Regions from separate parts of the Homo sapiens genome. Here region 2 is linked to region 1. Evidence: read pairs that join two places in POLR2A ChIA-PET (ENCODE). Cell type or tissue: MCF 10A. All regions are shown on one strand. Region 1 overlaps OTUD7A (OTU deubiquitinase 7A). Region 2 overlaps OTUD7A (OTU deubiquitinase 7A).

The links. Peaks named below come from ENCODE experiments on the same cell type or tissue, not always from the same donor. Only the 100,000 strongest peaks of a DNase experiment are listed, where the experiment ranks them.
Region 2: POLR2A ChIA-PET joins it to region 1 with 9 read pairs; 1 of 35 experiments calls an interaction of 5 or more read pairs at or near these places.

Annotation. Positions count from the first base shown.
Region 1 is chr15:31,602,657-31,610,656 of GRCh38, forward strand. The region is part of intron 3 of OTUD7A (OTU deubiquitinase 7A); the gene reads right to left. Among named protein-coding and RNA genes, the nearest start is that of OTUD7A, 260 kb to the right of the region's middle. RefSeq lists enhancers at 2,519-3,269, 6,271-6,826, 6,827-7,381. In MCF 10A, no CTCF peak of the experiment used is centred here; DNase peaks (open chromatin) are centred at 3,655, 5,205 and 6,795.
Region 2 is chr15:31,797,049-31,805,048 of GRCh38, forward strand. All of the region lies in intron 1 of OTUD7A (OTU deubiquitinase 7A), which reads right to left. Among named protein-coding and RNA genes, the nearest start is that of OTUD7A, 70 kb to the right of the region's middle. RefSeq lists an enhancer at 1,756-2,255. In MCF 10A, no CTCF peak of the experiment used is centred here; DNase peaks (open chromatin) are centred at 2,713, 3,073 and 4,313.

The DNA of each region.
Region 1 (8,000 bases):
TCAAATTGTCTCTGTTTGTAGATAACATGATTGTATATTTAGAAAACCCCACCATTTCAGCCCTAAATCTCCTTAAGCTGATAAGTAACTTCAGCGAAATCTCGGGATACAAAATCAATGTGCAAAAATCACAAGCATTCCTATACACCAATAATAGCCAAATCATGAGTGAACTCCCATTCACAATTGCTACTAAGGGAATAAAATATCTAGTAACACAACTTACAAGGGATGTGAAGGACCTCTTCAAGGAGAAGTACAAACCACTGCTCAAGGTAATAAGAGAGGACACAAATAAATGGAAAAACATTCCATGCTCATGGATAGGAAGAAACAATATCATGAAAATGGCCATACTGCCCAAAGTAATTTATAGATTCAATGCTATCCCTATCAAGCTACCACTGACTTTCTTCACAGAATTGGAAAAAACTACTTTAAACTTCATATGGAACCAAAAAAGAGCCCACATAGCCAAGACAATCCTAAACAAAAAGAACAAAGCTGGGGGCATCACGCTACCTGACTTCAAACTGTACTACAAGGCTACAATAACCAAAACAGCATGGCACTGGTACCAAAACAGATATATAGACCAATGGAAGAGAACAGAAACCTCAGAAGTTAACACCACACTTCTACAACCATCTGATCTTTGACAAACCAGACATAAACAAGCAATGGGGAAAGGATTCCCTATTTAATAAATAGTGTTGGGAAAACTGGCTAGCCATATGCAGAAAACTGAAACTGGACCCCTTCCTTACACCTTACACAAAAATTAACTCAAGATGAATTAAAGACTTAAACGTAAGACCTAAAACCATAAAAATCCTAGAAGAAAACCTAGGGAATACCATTCAGGACATAGGCACGGGCAAAGACTTCAGGTCTAAAACACCAAAAGTAATGGCAACAAAAGCCAAAATTGACAAATGGGATCTAATTAAACTAAACAGCTTCTGCACAGCAAAAGAAACTATCATTAGAGTGAACAGGCAACCTACAGAATGGGAGAACATTTTTGTAATCTTTCCATCTAACAATGGGCTAATATCTAGAATCTACAAAGAACTTATACAAATTTACAAGAAAAAACAAACAACCCCACCAAAAAGTGGGCAAATTATATGAACAGACACTTCTCAAAAGAAGACATTTATGTGGCCAACAGACATATGAAAAAAAGCTCATCATCACTGCTCATTAGAGAAATGCAAATCAAAACCACAATGAGATACCATCTCACACCAGTTAGAATGGCGATCATTAAAAAATCAGGAAACAACAGATGCTGGAGAGGATGTGGAGAAACAGGAATACTTTTACACTGTTGGTGGGAGTGTAAATTAGTTCAACCATTGTGGAAGACAGTGTGGCGATTCCTCAAGGATCTATAACTAGAAATACCATTTGACCCAGCAATCCCATTACTGGGTATATACCCAAAGGATTATAAATCATTCTACTATAAAGACACATGGACACATATGTTTATTGTGGCACTATTCACAATAGCAAAGACTTGGAACCAGCCCAAATGTCCACCAATGATAGACTGGATAAAGAAAATGTGGCACATATACATCATGGAATACTATGCAGCCATACAAAAGGATGAGTTCATGTCCTTTGCAGGGACATGGATGAAGCCGGAAACCATCATTATCAGCAAACTAACACAAGAACAGAAAACCAAACACCGCATTTTCTCACTCATAAGTGGGAGTTGAACAATGAGAACACATGGACACACAGAGGGGAACATCACACATCGGGGCCTGTTGAGGGGTGGGGGGCCAAGGGAGGGATAGCATTAGGAGAAATACCTAATGTAGATGACGGGTTGATGGGTGCAGCAAACCACCATGGCACGTGTATACCTGTGTAACACAACTGCACATTCTGCACATTCTGCACATGTACCCCAGAGCTTAAAGTATAACAAAAAAAGAAAGAAAACTATATTCAGCTGCTTCACAAAAATACTTGCAAATAGCTGCTAGAGCAGTGCCTTTACATAAAGTGCATTAAGTTAGTAACTGGCTCATGCATGTGGCCAGAGAAGTGGGTCAGAGGACAACCTGTGGCTCCCACTCAGGAGCCCAGGGGAGGACTTCCAGGGCAGGGTGGGGTGAGAAGCTCAACAAGATGGGCAAGTGTGCTCAGGGCTTGTGGCAAAGCTGTGCCCCTCACCTCTGTGCCCTGGAGTCCAGACTGGCTATTGGACTGGAAAGGAGGTCCTGCATGAGACTCCGGGTCTAACTGAGCCACCAGGGAGCCAGAAGCTTCTACAAGCAAGAGGCACGACGAGCAGAGCAGCCCGGGAGGCACAGGGCGGAACAAAGGCTCTGCTCTGGGTGCAGTGTGGCTAGGACGCATGGCCAGGCCAGGAGAAAGTAGGGCCTTCCACAGCTGTTTGTTTCTTTGCTTTTGTATTTGATTTTAGTTTGCTTTTGATGAGATAATTTGCATTTTGGGTGGGAGTTAGAACTTACTCTCTCTGTGCTGTGTAGAATCGGTGCGTGTGGGTGTGCAGGGGGAATGGGTGGTAAATATGTTATGTGGCATGTGTGTGGCAGGTGTGTGTTGGGTTATGTGTGCACAGCCTGAGGCTCTCCATCATTCTGGCTCCCTCTATCGCAGCCACAGACATCAAGGACCCTGCATCAAAGGAATGTGGGGGCCACTCTGGACACACAGGGGTGTGCTGGGGACAGTGGCCACGCATCTGGTCACATGGGACCACAGGCATTTGGCACCTGAGTTCTCTCCTCTGAAACATCACCCTGGGCCCTCTGGGGTGGGTGGACGGCTGATTCTCCTTGGTGGCCTCTGGGCCTGCATCCTAACTGGGTAGGGCAAGGAGTGGCTCCAACTAACAGCATGGAAACTTCCCTGGCTGTGAGGGGCTTCCTATTGGGCAAAGCCATTAGGGGGCGCCTCCGTGCTCACTTTCCAATGTAGCCTGCAATCATGGAACAAATCGATTAAAGCAGAGAACAATCAGTTATTTTTTCAGACTCATTTTCTTAAATGGCTTAATCTATGCCTCAGGCCACACAGACTGTTGGTTACGTAAGCAACTCCAGTGACTGCATTCCTGTGACATCGCTACAGTGCTGCATGCAAAAGCTGGCCTCTCTACTCCTGAGCAGACTCTGCTCTTTCCACGCCCTCTCTCCAGCCACCGGGGAGACTGTGCCACTGTGCCCGTGGACAGGGAGTGACAAAGGACAGAGCTCCCATTCTAACCAGTGAACCATTTCTGCTGGAGCCTGTGGGGAAACCACAAATGCCAACATCAACAGGCCTTTCTGTATACTCTTGGAGTCCAGTTTCCATTTTAGAAGAACATTATTAAAAACAAACCTAATTTACCACAACCAAAATTAAACAGCTAGATGACCTTCAACCAATGTCTCTGGTTTGGATCCAGTGATCTGCATGTGGCCTCACATCCCCATCATAGTTGCTCTTTGCTTGCAATTTTTAGCTCAGTGTAAATGCAGAATAACCTATATTTCACATAAACAACTCTTGCTAGATATGCAGGGTTGTTGTGAAACTTTGTTTAACTATTTTACCATCTTCATGTGCAAAGCTCTGGCAGGTATGCTTTAGCCTCAGGGGAGGGAGAGACGAAGTGGTGCAGAACTGAGGTAGGTTTCAGAGGCCTCCGTTATGAACACACACGTGACCGTGCACAGAGTTAGTAGCTTGAAAAATGTTACATTCCCAACATGGGAGTCACTTCTTAGTATTGGTGGCTTTTGGAGTTGTTTAAAATAAATTAGTCAGAAATGGATGAATAACAAAGTTAACTGGATTTTTTAGTATGACTAGTAAAATGTAAACAATAGCAGATCATCTGTGTTCATGACGTTGAAAAAAATCCCTATACTGCAAATATGTACTAAGTCAGACAGTAATGGAATTACACATCCTGCACCAAATTCATCTGTGTAAACTGTAACACTACAAAGCTGATGTCAACATCTGTCACATTAACTGTCTAACGCACGACTTCTGTTTTGGAAGTCAGCAGCCCTTTATTCAATTGGCAAAACCAGATACCCTCTAGGCATTAAATGGGTAATATTTACAAACACTTTTTTTCATGTGTGAGTTAAGTAATAACATTTTATTTCAAGATTAGTTATATAATGCTGACATTATATATCATATAAATCAGTTTAGAATTCTTTCATAAAAATTTTCATACACAAAACTACTACTGTCCGCTTATTCCAGCAATGAAGTAAGTGTTTATCAGTGATAGCACAGTAAACAAATTCAAACTGCCCTGGGGAGTTTCGCTTCTGGAAATGGTGGAGTAGGTTGTTTTACAACAATACTGACACTGGAATAACTAGGAAACATGGCAAAATATAAGAAAGAGATCTGTTTGATGACATCAGAGAGTATAAAGGCAGTGAGGAATGTTAAGCTGAGAACTAGGAGAGGATTAGAGACAAGAGAGATAAACTAGCATTTGGAGTTACTTTCCCCATTGGGAATATTGCCAGTGACAAAAGCAGTGGCTGAGAGGCTGAGGAGCTGAAGAGAGCTTTTAACAAGTCTTATGGATCTGGGCAGATAGAAACTAGTACTCAGGGCCCTCAATGAAGAACAAACCTTGGCCAACACCCCAGGCTTTTGGCTGGGAACTTGAAGGGCTATACCCCAAGAGTGAGAGTAAACTAAAAACAAACTAGCCATAGTAGGGAATCAAGGCCAGCTTCAAATTACTTAAATACCTGATTGGCTTAAAGTGGCCTTGGATTACTAATGTCCTCACCCCAGTTGCCTAAAATAAGCAAACTTCACTTTCTCAGGAAAAAAAATAAAATCACCCATAGCCTAAAATTATATCTCAAAATCTTAATATATAATATCCAAGACCCAATTAAAATTACCAGTGGTCCCTTAAGATTAAAATGGAGCTGAAAAATTCCTATTGCCTAGTGATGTTGAAGGTGACATAATGTTCTAGTGCAATGTATTACCTTTTCTATATTTATATAGGATTACATGCACAAATACTTAGTATTGTGTTACAATTACCTACGGTACTGAGTGCAGTAACATGCTGTACAGGTTTGTAGCCTAGGAACAGTAGGCTATACCATATAGCCTAGGTGTGTAGTAGGCTGCACCATCTAGGTTTGTGTAAATGAACTCTGTGATGTTTGCACAATGGGGAAGTTGCCTAACAATGCATTTCTTAGAATGTATCTCATCATTAAGTGATGCATGACTGTAGTCTAAAATAATTATATTTAATATGGTAGATGTTAAAGAATTTTGGGCTGGGTGCAGTGGCTCATGCCTGTAATCCCAGCACCTTGGGAGGCTGAGGCAGGCGGATCATGAGGTCAGGAGATCGAGACCATCCTGGCCAACATGGTGAAACCCCGTCTCTACTAAAAATACAAAAATTAGCTGCGCATGGTGGCACATGCCTGTAGTCCCAGCTACTTGGGAGGCTGAGGCAGGAGAATCGCTTGAACCCGGGAGACGGAGGTTGCAGTGAGCTGAGATTGTGGCACTGCACTCCAGCCTGGAGACTGAGACTCCATCTCAAAGAAGAAAAAAAAAGAATTTTGGCAGGGAATTGAATTGAGAAACATAAAAATAAGTCCAGTCTAGAACTGAAAAATAGATGAACTAAAAATAAGAACTCGGTGCATATGGTTAAGAGCTGACTGGGCAATCAAGAAAAGAGAATAAATAAAGTGAAAGATAAGTTCAGAAGAAAATATTGTTTGAAGCAGACTTACAGACATGCAGACACACAGACACACAGTGGGAGGTGGAGGTGTGGAATGAGAGCTAAAAGCACAAGACCATACACATAAGCATGGGAAAGGGGCTTTTTGACACATGTGCACAGAAGCTCCTCAACTTGCCATGGAGTTATGTCCCAACAAACCCATCCTAAATCAAAAATACTGTAAGTGCCTATTATAAAGTTGAAAAATCGTAAGTTGAACTATCATAAGTCAGTGACCAGCTGTAGCTGAGTTCCAGAAAGGAAGAATATACAGGATGGGATAGAAGCAATATTTTAAAAGATAATGGTGGACATGAGGCAGGACTAGACTGTAGCTCCAACTTGGAAGAACAGAGCAGCGTGCGGAGGCTCGCATCATGAATTTTAGATCCAGAATGACTGCAGGAATAAACCAGGAATCTATAGACCCTCTGAAAGAAGCAGACTGCTCCTGCAGGACCTGGTAGATGCCCCAAATACTGGGAGTGCCCAAACTGCAGAAGCAGGAAAGGGAAATCCTCTGCCCCCAAACACACACTCTCACTGGGGAAACTGAAGGTCTAGTTTGTGGGAGAAGTTTCTGACCTTACCTGGAGCAGAGTCAATTTAGAGAGCTGAGCGAAATACAGGGGTAGAGGAGGCAGCGGGAAAGGCCCTGGGAGCTCACTGGGTCCCCAAGCAGGCCATTCTTGCCTGTCACCACAGGGATCGGGGGGCAGTCAGAGGCAAAGGAAAAGGAAGTCTCAAGCTGAACTTTTTAACAATTTGAACTGGGCAAGAGCCTCCTGGCCAGAACTCAGGGGAAGGCGCGAATCTGACGTGTAGCCTCCACAGGATGGGGAGGAACTAAAGCCCTTTTCTTTTGCATCTGGGAGGTGGATAGCCTGGGGTAAGTTCTCAGCTTTGCTTGCCCACTGCCAGGAAACAAACTTGGTGCCGTTAGCAGGCACACGGTGGAAGTGAGACTGGCCCTTCAGATTGTGTGGGAGCTGGGTGAGGCCTGTGACTACCGAATTGCCCCACTTCCCTGACAGCCTGCATGACTCAGCAGAGGCAGCCATAATCCTCCCAGGAACACAACTCCATTGACCTGGGAACCTCACCCCCATTCCCTACAGCAGCCGCAGCACAGCAAGACCCAACGGAGAGTCTGAGCTCAGACACGCCTAGCCCTGCCCCCCATTGATGGTCCTTCCCTACCTCCTCTGGTAGCTGAGGACAAAGGGCATATACTCTTGGGAGTTCTAGGGTCCCACCCACTGCTGGTCCCTCTCCATACTAGCACAGCTGATGCTCTCTCGAAAGCGCTACCTCCCGTCAGGAGGCCAACCGGCACAAAAACAGAACATTAAACCACCAAAGCTAAGAACGCTCACAGAGTCCATTTCACCCCCCTGCCACCTCCACTGGAACAGGTGCTGGCATCCATCGCTGAGAGACCCATAGATGCTTCACATCACAGGACTTTGTGCAGACAACCCCCAGTACCAGCCCAGAGCCGGGCAGACTTGCTGGATGGCTAGACCCAGAAGAGAGATAGCAATCACTGCAGCTCAGCTCACAGGAAAGGGGGAGAATACTACATCAAGGGAACACCCTGTGGGACAAAAGAATCTGAACAGCCTTCAGCTCTAGACCTTCCCTCTGACAGAGCCTACCAAATGAGAAGGAACCAGAAAATCAGCTCTGCTAATGTGATAAAACAAAAGCAGAAGTAGCTGTTCTTATATCAGACAAAACAAACTTTAAAGCAACAGCAGTTAAAAGAGACATGGAGGAGGGGTATTATATAATGCTAAAAAGCCTTGTCCTGGAAAACATCACAATCCTAACCATATATGCACCTAACACCGGAGCTCCCAAATCTATACAACAGGTACTAATAGATCTAAGAAATGAGATAGATGGCAACACAATAAGAGTGGGGAACTTTAATACTCCACTGACAGCGCTAGACAGGTCATCAAGACAGAAAAGTCAACAAAGAAACAATGGATTTAAACTATACCTTAGAACAAATGGACTTAACAGATATATACAGAACATTTCATCCAAGAACTGTAGAATACACATTCTATTCAACAGCACATGGGACTTTCTCCAAGATAGACCATATGATAGGCCACAAAACAAGCCTCAATAAATTTAAGAAAAATGAAATTATATATATATATATATATATATATTTTTTTTTTTTTTTTTTTTTTGAGACGGAGTCTCACTC
Region 2 (8,000 bases), 190 kb after region 1:
GCACTTGCACAAGCATGGGGGTGCGGGGGGAAGCAAAATAAATCAGTTAAGATGTTCCAGGAGCTCCTCATTCAGAGCTGCCCTAGTGGATGATGGCACCTCGCTGGTGTCATGCCCCTTGAACTCAGGAGCATGGGAGCCCGCGCTGCCTCTGAGACGTGATTCTAAACTGCCAACCCTCCCCAAAAAGCTGGGCGGGTGGAGGTGTTTTCTCGCTTAGGATGGCTGAGTGATCTTTTTTTATGTATCTTGGTCACAAAACAGAACACAAACCCCTCTACTCATAGGGACCTTCCTTCTTTAGGTTCCATAAAGCAGCAAATTTTTATTGGCAGTGAAGGGAATGTAGACTGGCGGTCACCTCTCAACGACGAGTACCTATTCCATTAATACCGAGTCTAAGCACAGCTGCTCTGTTTCTGGCTTTGCTCTCAGCACCCTCTCCCTGTAGCCTGTCTTTTCCCCCAGAGGACAAGCTCCAGGAGGCCAGGGCCTTGCCCTGTCCTTCTTCACTGAGGGCCCAGGCCCCACCATGCAGGCTGCCTGAAGGAACAGCCCCCATTCCTCAGGTGACACCTGCAAATCGCATGCTTTGTACTCCAAAGGGAGTCGCCCGCCTTCACTCCCAAACTCTATCCTAAGCCTGGACGCATGCTTACAGAATTTTAAGTGCCCTTCCAAAAAGCAAAGACGTGTTCCTATTGCCACTGCCCCAACGAGTGGTCCCTGTGTGTGCTGCTTCTCCGGTGCTGGGAGGAAGTATCACAGCACATCAGTTATGGAACGTTGTATTAGTGTCCCAGTGCTGCCACAAAAAATGCCCAAAAACAGCTGGGCTTAAACAGCAGGCATTCACTTTGCACCGTTCTGCAGGTGTGAAGTTTAAGATCAGGGTGTCAGCAGGGTTGATTTCTCCTGAGGCCTCTCTTCTTGGTTGGGAGACACCCGCCTTTTCACTGCGTCTTCACATGGGCATTGCTCTGTGTGTGGACATCCCCAGTGACTGATATCTTCTTATAAAGACATCAGTCATATAGGATTAGAGCTCACCCACAGGGCCTCATTTAAACATGATTACCTCTTTAAAGACCATATCTCCAAATAAAGTCACATGCTAAGGTATTGGGTAACGTTAGGACATCAACACAGGCATTTTGTGGGGGGGTGGGGGTCCCAATTTAGTCCATAACAAATGTGATCTTCCCCAAAATTCTGAGAGAGGGTGGCCCCATTTGAAGCCAAAGTTACTGAGATAAATGCTGTGCCCGTGAGCTGCCTGCTGTCCTGCATACAGTTCAATCTTTCACTCAAGTGTTTGTGGTGTGCTCCCGATGCCCCCTCATGCTTGCTGTCCAGGTGTCCAGGTGTGGCCATGGACAAGTCAGAGCAGATGCCCATGCTCATGGACAGAGGCATAAAGGCAAAAGCACATAAAATGAACAAGGCAGCTCTGGCACTGACGAGTATTCTGAAGATGACCAGGCAGCATCAAGGAGGGAAGTGGAGTGCATGGGCCTGACAGTGAATTTCCCCTGCATGCTGCACCAACCTGCCAGGGAAGAACCAAAACCTCACTGAGGATAACCAGGAGTCAACTTGCTCCAACACCTTAAGTGCCAAAAGTAAACAATGAGGCTCACTGGACCCCAGCAGGACAGCTGACCCTTATAACAGAGCAAACAGCAGGGCATCAGCTACGTTGTTCTGGTTCCCAGCCCCCACGGCCCCAGAGGCCAGAAGGAAGCCAGGGGGAGGCTCAGCTTGGGGGGGGGCTCCTGTCATGGCTGAGGAGCTCTGTGCCTAGGGAACCCATTGCTTTGCTAGTGGGCAGAAAGCAGATCTCTCCTCTTTTTGCAGGGAGCTGCAATCTCACCTCTCAAGATCACCACTTTCAAAAAGAACTCTGAGACACAGCCTACTGGAAGAGGGGTCACAGGCCTTCAAGGAGGGGCCAGGGTGGAGAGGGCCCCACAACCAAGAGGCAGCCACACAATTATCTGGAGACAGAGATTTCTGAGCAGAGCAAATAGCAAGTGTACATGTTCTAAGCCAGGAGTGAGTCTGGGGTGGATCCTTGAACAGAGAGAAGGCTGGAGTGGCTGGGGTGAATCCAGCAAAGACACGGGAGAGGAGGGCACCTGGACATGAACAGTGGGCTGTGCGGGCCTGCAGGCCATGGAGATGGCTGCGTCTCCTTAATCCAGACGGTAGCCCCAGAATAACACAGTTTCATTCTCAGTTTGCAGATGAGAAAACACTTTCAGAGAGGGAAGCAAGTCTCTCCATTACACAGTTCCTAAGTGGTGGATCTGGGGCTATGTTGGGGGCTGAATGTTTCTGTCCACCCCATATCCCTGTGTTGAAGACATAACCTCCAATGTGCCTGCATGTGGAGGTGGGGCTTTTGGAAGATAATTGTTTAGATGAGGTCATGAGGGTGGGGCCCCCATGATAGGATTAGTGCTCTTATAAGAAGAGATTCTGTCCCCTCTCTCTCCACGTGCATGCTTAGGAGAAAGGCCATGTGAGGACACAGGGAGAAGGCATCCACCTGCAGGTCAAGAAGAGGGCCCTCATCAGACATGGAATCTACCAGCACCTTGACCTTGGACTTCCCAGCTTCCAGAACTGACTGTGAGAAATAAATGCCTCTTGCATATACCACTCACTCTGTAGTACTTTGTTATGGCAGCCTGAGCTTACTAAGACAGGCTGGAATCCAGATCTTTCTGGCTCACACCTAGTTGCTCTCAATGCCTGGCTGCTGCTTGACCCAGGACATGGGGCTTCCCTTCAGTCAAGGTTCACAGGCTGTGGTGGGACAGAAGGCTGAAGATACGGGGGAAGCACCACTGAGTTAAAGATCTCTTCACATGCAACCCAAACTTTTCTTCAGGTGAATGGGGGGAACCACACATTATGCTCTAATCACTGAAACCACACTTCAGACGCAAAAACAAGAAGGTTGTTTATTACACCAGAAACCGCAGAAAGTGAGAAGGCTGGCATAAGGTTGTGACTCAGGCAGAAATCTGGCAGTGATATTAGGAGCACACATCCCATTTGTGGCCAGATGATTATTAATAACACAAGGTACTCAGTGTGCACTGAAAACTCACCCTGGAATATGAACACAGAAGTCCTCCCATGAACGTCAGCTCACCAAGTAGGAGCTTTAGAGCCTGGAAATGAGCCCAGGCTGGCCTCACCTAGACGCGCAGCATGTTTCTGCTCCCAGGCAAAAAGCCCGGGAGGCCTGTACTCTTGTACCTGAGGGTCAGCCAGATATGTGCACCTTGGTCCAGCCAAGGAGAGGCCAGGCACCTATGCCCAGGGTCCTGGTGGCCCATGGTCTCACCACCCCCATGCACTCTGCCAGCAGCCAATCGAGGACACTGAGCTTCAAGCTCATTGTGTGTTCCTGAAGGTCGGGACTCCCCAGGATGCTGTGGGGCCATCAGGATGCAGCCAGGAGGGACAGGAGAGCCAACCTACCCAATGGCCTCTGTGGCTGGTTACTGTGGTGGGTGTCCCCTGGTCACTCCTGGAGGCCCCAAGTTCCCATGCTCTGCTGCACAGAGCCAGGTCCGGGTCTCATCCAGCCTCCCATTCTTAGGCCCCTCTGGGTTACAGAGCTTCTCACCACCAGAATGAGCAGAAGGAGACGCAGGGAAGGTGATACTGCACCTAGTTCACAGTGGAGGAGAAGCAGCCCCAGCGTTTTTTTGTTTTTTTCTTATTTATTCTAAGACCCCTCATAGGTGGATGGCTGTGTGCTTTGCTGATTCTTGCTGACAGCAGCCATGGCAGCGTCTACAAACAGGTCCCCCTTTGCTGTGGATTTCCTGCAGCCCCTGCTGTGCACATGGGCATCCCTCCATGGGTCTCAGAGGCATGCTCTCAGGGTCTCTGCATGCTGTGCCAGAAACAAACAAACAAAGCAGGAAACAACAACCTACAGAAAATACACACGCAGCTTAATGTAGAGCATTATCCAGCAGCCTCAAAAAAAAAAAAAAAAAAAAGCAGAATCAGGTTTCCACAGATCATTCTGGAAAGTAGATATTCCCAGAAACTCCACACTGCAACTAGTCCTCCTAATGAACAATCACTAGCACATTCAACACACTCAACACAGGCAGGATGGTGTGTGCCAGGGCCAGCGGGCATTGCTGAGTCGGCCTCGAACCCCAGGCAACTGGGAGGCCAGGTGCAAGGGCAGAGATAGGTGTACTACTCTCACAGGAGATGGCCTGGCCTGGGGTCTAGCGGAACACCAGGAACTGCACTAACTCAACTCTCCCAGCCTGATGGCAGGTGGCCAGGGCTCTGACTGCCTCAGAAAACAATTTGCCAGAACCCAGCCCTTCTGGTTTGCAGAGGCTCTGGTTTGCAGAGGCTCTGGGCAAACTCTGGGCTGGTTCTGAGCTGCCACTATCTAGGCCAGCAGCGGGCACATCACCTCAGATACAGAGGCATTTTCTCAAAATGCATAAAATTGCATTTTTGGTGCAATAATAACATTTTAAAGTATCGATTAACAAAACAAAAATGAAAAGAAACATCATCTACTTTGTGGGTGCTAAAGTAGCTTATTTCTGCTACATTTCTACATTGTGCTGTGTGTATGTGTGTATGCAAGAAATATGAGGTTTACTATTAAATTATTTTCAATCCACCACTAACAGCCAAGAGAAATCAGGATGGCTTTAAATCCTAAACCTATGATATGTGACTGATTTTTTACATAAATAAATAAAATTAAAATACTGTCATGATAAATAAATGTAAAATTATGTTTTTTATTTATATATTTTTATATAGACTGATCCAAAGAACCATCATTCACACAGCATAATTGACACACATGGTGTACGCATCTACACATTACACTCAAGTGACACTACTTTAGTATCCTGCAAGCTCCATGTACCAGGAGTGCAGTTACCTCCCATTTTGTTATGGGTTTTACATGAAATCACAAAAAAATAAGGTGTATTAGTTAGGGTTCTCTAAAGGGACAGAACTAATGGAATATATATGTGTGTGTATATATGTGTGTGTGTGTGTGTGTGTGTGTGTGTGTGTGTGTGTATATATATATATGTAAAGGGGAGTTTATTAAATATTAGCTCACATGATCACAAGGTCCCACAATAGGCCGTCTGCAGGCTGTGGGGCAAGGAGAGCCATTCTGAGTCCCAAAACTGAAGAACTTGGGAGTCCAGTGGTCGAGGGCAGGAAGCATCCAGCATGGGAGAAAGATGTAGGCTGGGAGGCTAGGCCAGTCTCTCCTTTTCACGTTTTTCTGCCTGCTTATATTCTAGCCACACTGGCAGCTGATTAGATTGTGCCCACCCAGATTAAGGGTAGGTCTGCCTTTCCCAGCCCACTGACTCAAATGTTAATCTCCTTTGGCAACACCCTCACAGACACACCAACGATCAACACTTTGCATCCTTCAATCCAATCAAGTTGACACTCAGTATTAACCACCACATAAAGTATAATAATATTCACTCTCACATTACACTTCATTATATGCTGATATCCAGATTATAAGTAACTACTTATGGAGTCAATTTGATGTTATTAAAATTCAGTGCTGCAATAGCACATTTGAGATGTGGGATTAAGAACGCTTTGAGGTACATTTAACATCTCACATCTTTTTTAATAGACCGGCTTATTTTATAGAAAATAATTAAATAAAGTCATAGTCACTTCCTTTTTTTACTCAGTCTTTGAAAGGCAATTACCATCTCTTTGATATAAAAATACTACAAGGACTACTTCAGGTCAAATTCTTCAGGCCTGAATTGAACCCCAATTGAGTGTTGGTGCAAACACTGCTGAGGTTTGTCAGGCTCCACAGTGACGTGGAAGGAGAGGAATCTCTGAATTCACCCAGTCAGGAGGTTCTCCCAGGCCTCTAGGCGCCTCTAAGTGACCTTTTGGCTGAGGGAGAGAAGGATCAAGGGGCAGGTCTGTCTGTCGACTTTTGTGGGTAAGACTTCACTTGAGCAGAGCATTCCCAGACAAATGAAAATAACACAGTTGAAAACCACTAAATCCACATAACCAATAATCATGCCCCAGAGAAGGGGACAGAAGCTCAGAGTGGCCCAGGTCACCAGGTCATTCAGCAGCAAACTCCAGACTAGGAACAGCATTTTCACATTTCCAGGACACATTGCCTGCTGCCCAGGGCACTAGAATAAAAACATCTTGCCGTATCAATCTATATCACTTCAACAACCTTAAAAAAAAGTTATTTGCTAAAATATCATCTTTCCCTTCATTTCTTACCTATTCACAAAACATTCCTTAAAGATTGTATATTTTAAGCTTGCTTCTTATTGTCCCCAAGACACTGATGGCTCTGATTCTCCAGCATATACACCACCAACACACCACTCTGTGCACAGTGACCAAGCTGTCCAGGAAGGCTCAGGGGTGCCTCTGCCCTTGTCTTGCTGAGAACACTGGGGGAAGCACCCTTTTCAAGGCCTCAGCTAGCAGGAGCTCCACAGGGAGCAGAGACTCCACTTCTTTTCCATAAGTGCTGCTGAGTCCCACAGCTAAAGTCACAGTCTTTTCATTATGACTCGGAAGACTGGCTGGCTGAGGTGTGTCACCCTGTTCTCAGAAAGTTTCCATCGCTGCAGTGAGTCACATAAGTGCCTTCCACTGTGACCATCTGAGAGCAACGCTTTAATGCAGTGACCTCCAGAGCAAACAAACAGCCCTGGTGGGGTAGGGGACAAGGTGAAAAGCCAGTGGAGGCCCCACCCACAAGTGCATCTTTCAGGATGCAAGATGGAATTCACAATAAGTTCTCATCCCAGCTGAGCACATCTGCTAAAAAGCCCAAAGCTTCCTTCCCCATGGTTTCAGATCAAGGTGATGATACCAGATGACAAGCTTAATCCCCTTATTGGTGGGTACATCAGATGCCTCCCTAACTCCAGGGGAGCAGAGGATGACAGGGGGGATGAAACAAAACATATTTGGTCTTGCTTGAAGTTAATCAATTTAATCATTACACAGTCCTCAGCCTTTACCTACTATTCACCCCTAACTCTTCAGGATGGCTTCCAAACCTTCAAGGAACAGACCCTTTCTTCAACTGAAATTGCACAAACATAATTTCAAGATATAAAATACCTTGAAGAGAAAATGTGTGGGACAATAGGAAGAGGCAGCTCCCCCTGGCATTGCTACCAACGTATGTCCAGGAAAGCTTCTTGGACGCAACCTTAAAACCACAGCTCTGATGGAGTGCCTACTTTTATGGTTCATTGGAAACACCCGGGTCCCCCAACTCCCTGAATTAGAATGTCCTTAAAGGGACCCAGGAACCTCTCCCTGAAGTTCAGGGCTGGCTCCCTCCTCCTTTCTGGACCAACCCCTCCCGAGGGACTAAGCCCCCTCCTCCCCTTTCTCCTCCATGGAGACCTCAGGATGTAGTGCTGTGAGGGGTCTGAGAATTTCTGCCTCATTCTCCTACTGCCCCTCGACTTCACAAGTCTGAAGGCTGGTGCAGTGAATGATGGCAGACTTCAGAAACCGACACCTCTCTTGTGCTGGGGAGGGGTGGGGCAGGGATGGCCAATCCCAGCCATGCTAGATGGAACCGAAGAAACTCTCCTTCCCCAGAGGAGCTGTCATCATGGGGGTTCCATAAACATCATCTCACCTGGGCTGGAAATCACCTGCTGATGCACCCATGACAAGTGATAAGTTTCAAACCAACCCACCTGGCACAAAGCTAAATCCTGTGTTTATATAGACCACTTTGGTTTAAGTGCCACTGAGCTATTTCTGTTAAGCTCTAGGAGAACTGTTCACAACATGTGCAGAAGCAATTGCTAAAGAAATAATGGGTACAGCACATAATAACATCATAATTGTCCCAGGCACCGTGTTGAAAGGCAAGGAAGAAGACAGGCATCAGAAAGCAGCTGTGTGCAGAAGCTCCTCGGCTGGCCAGGCATCTT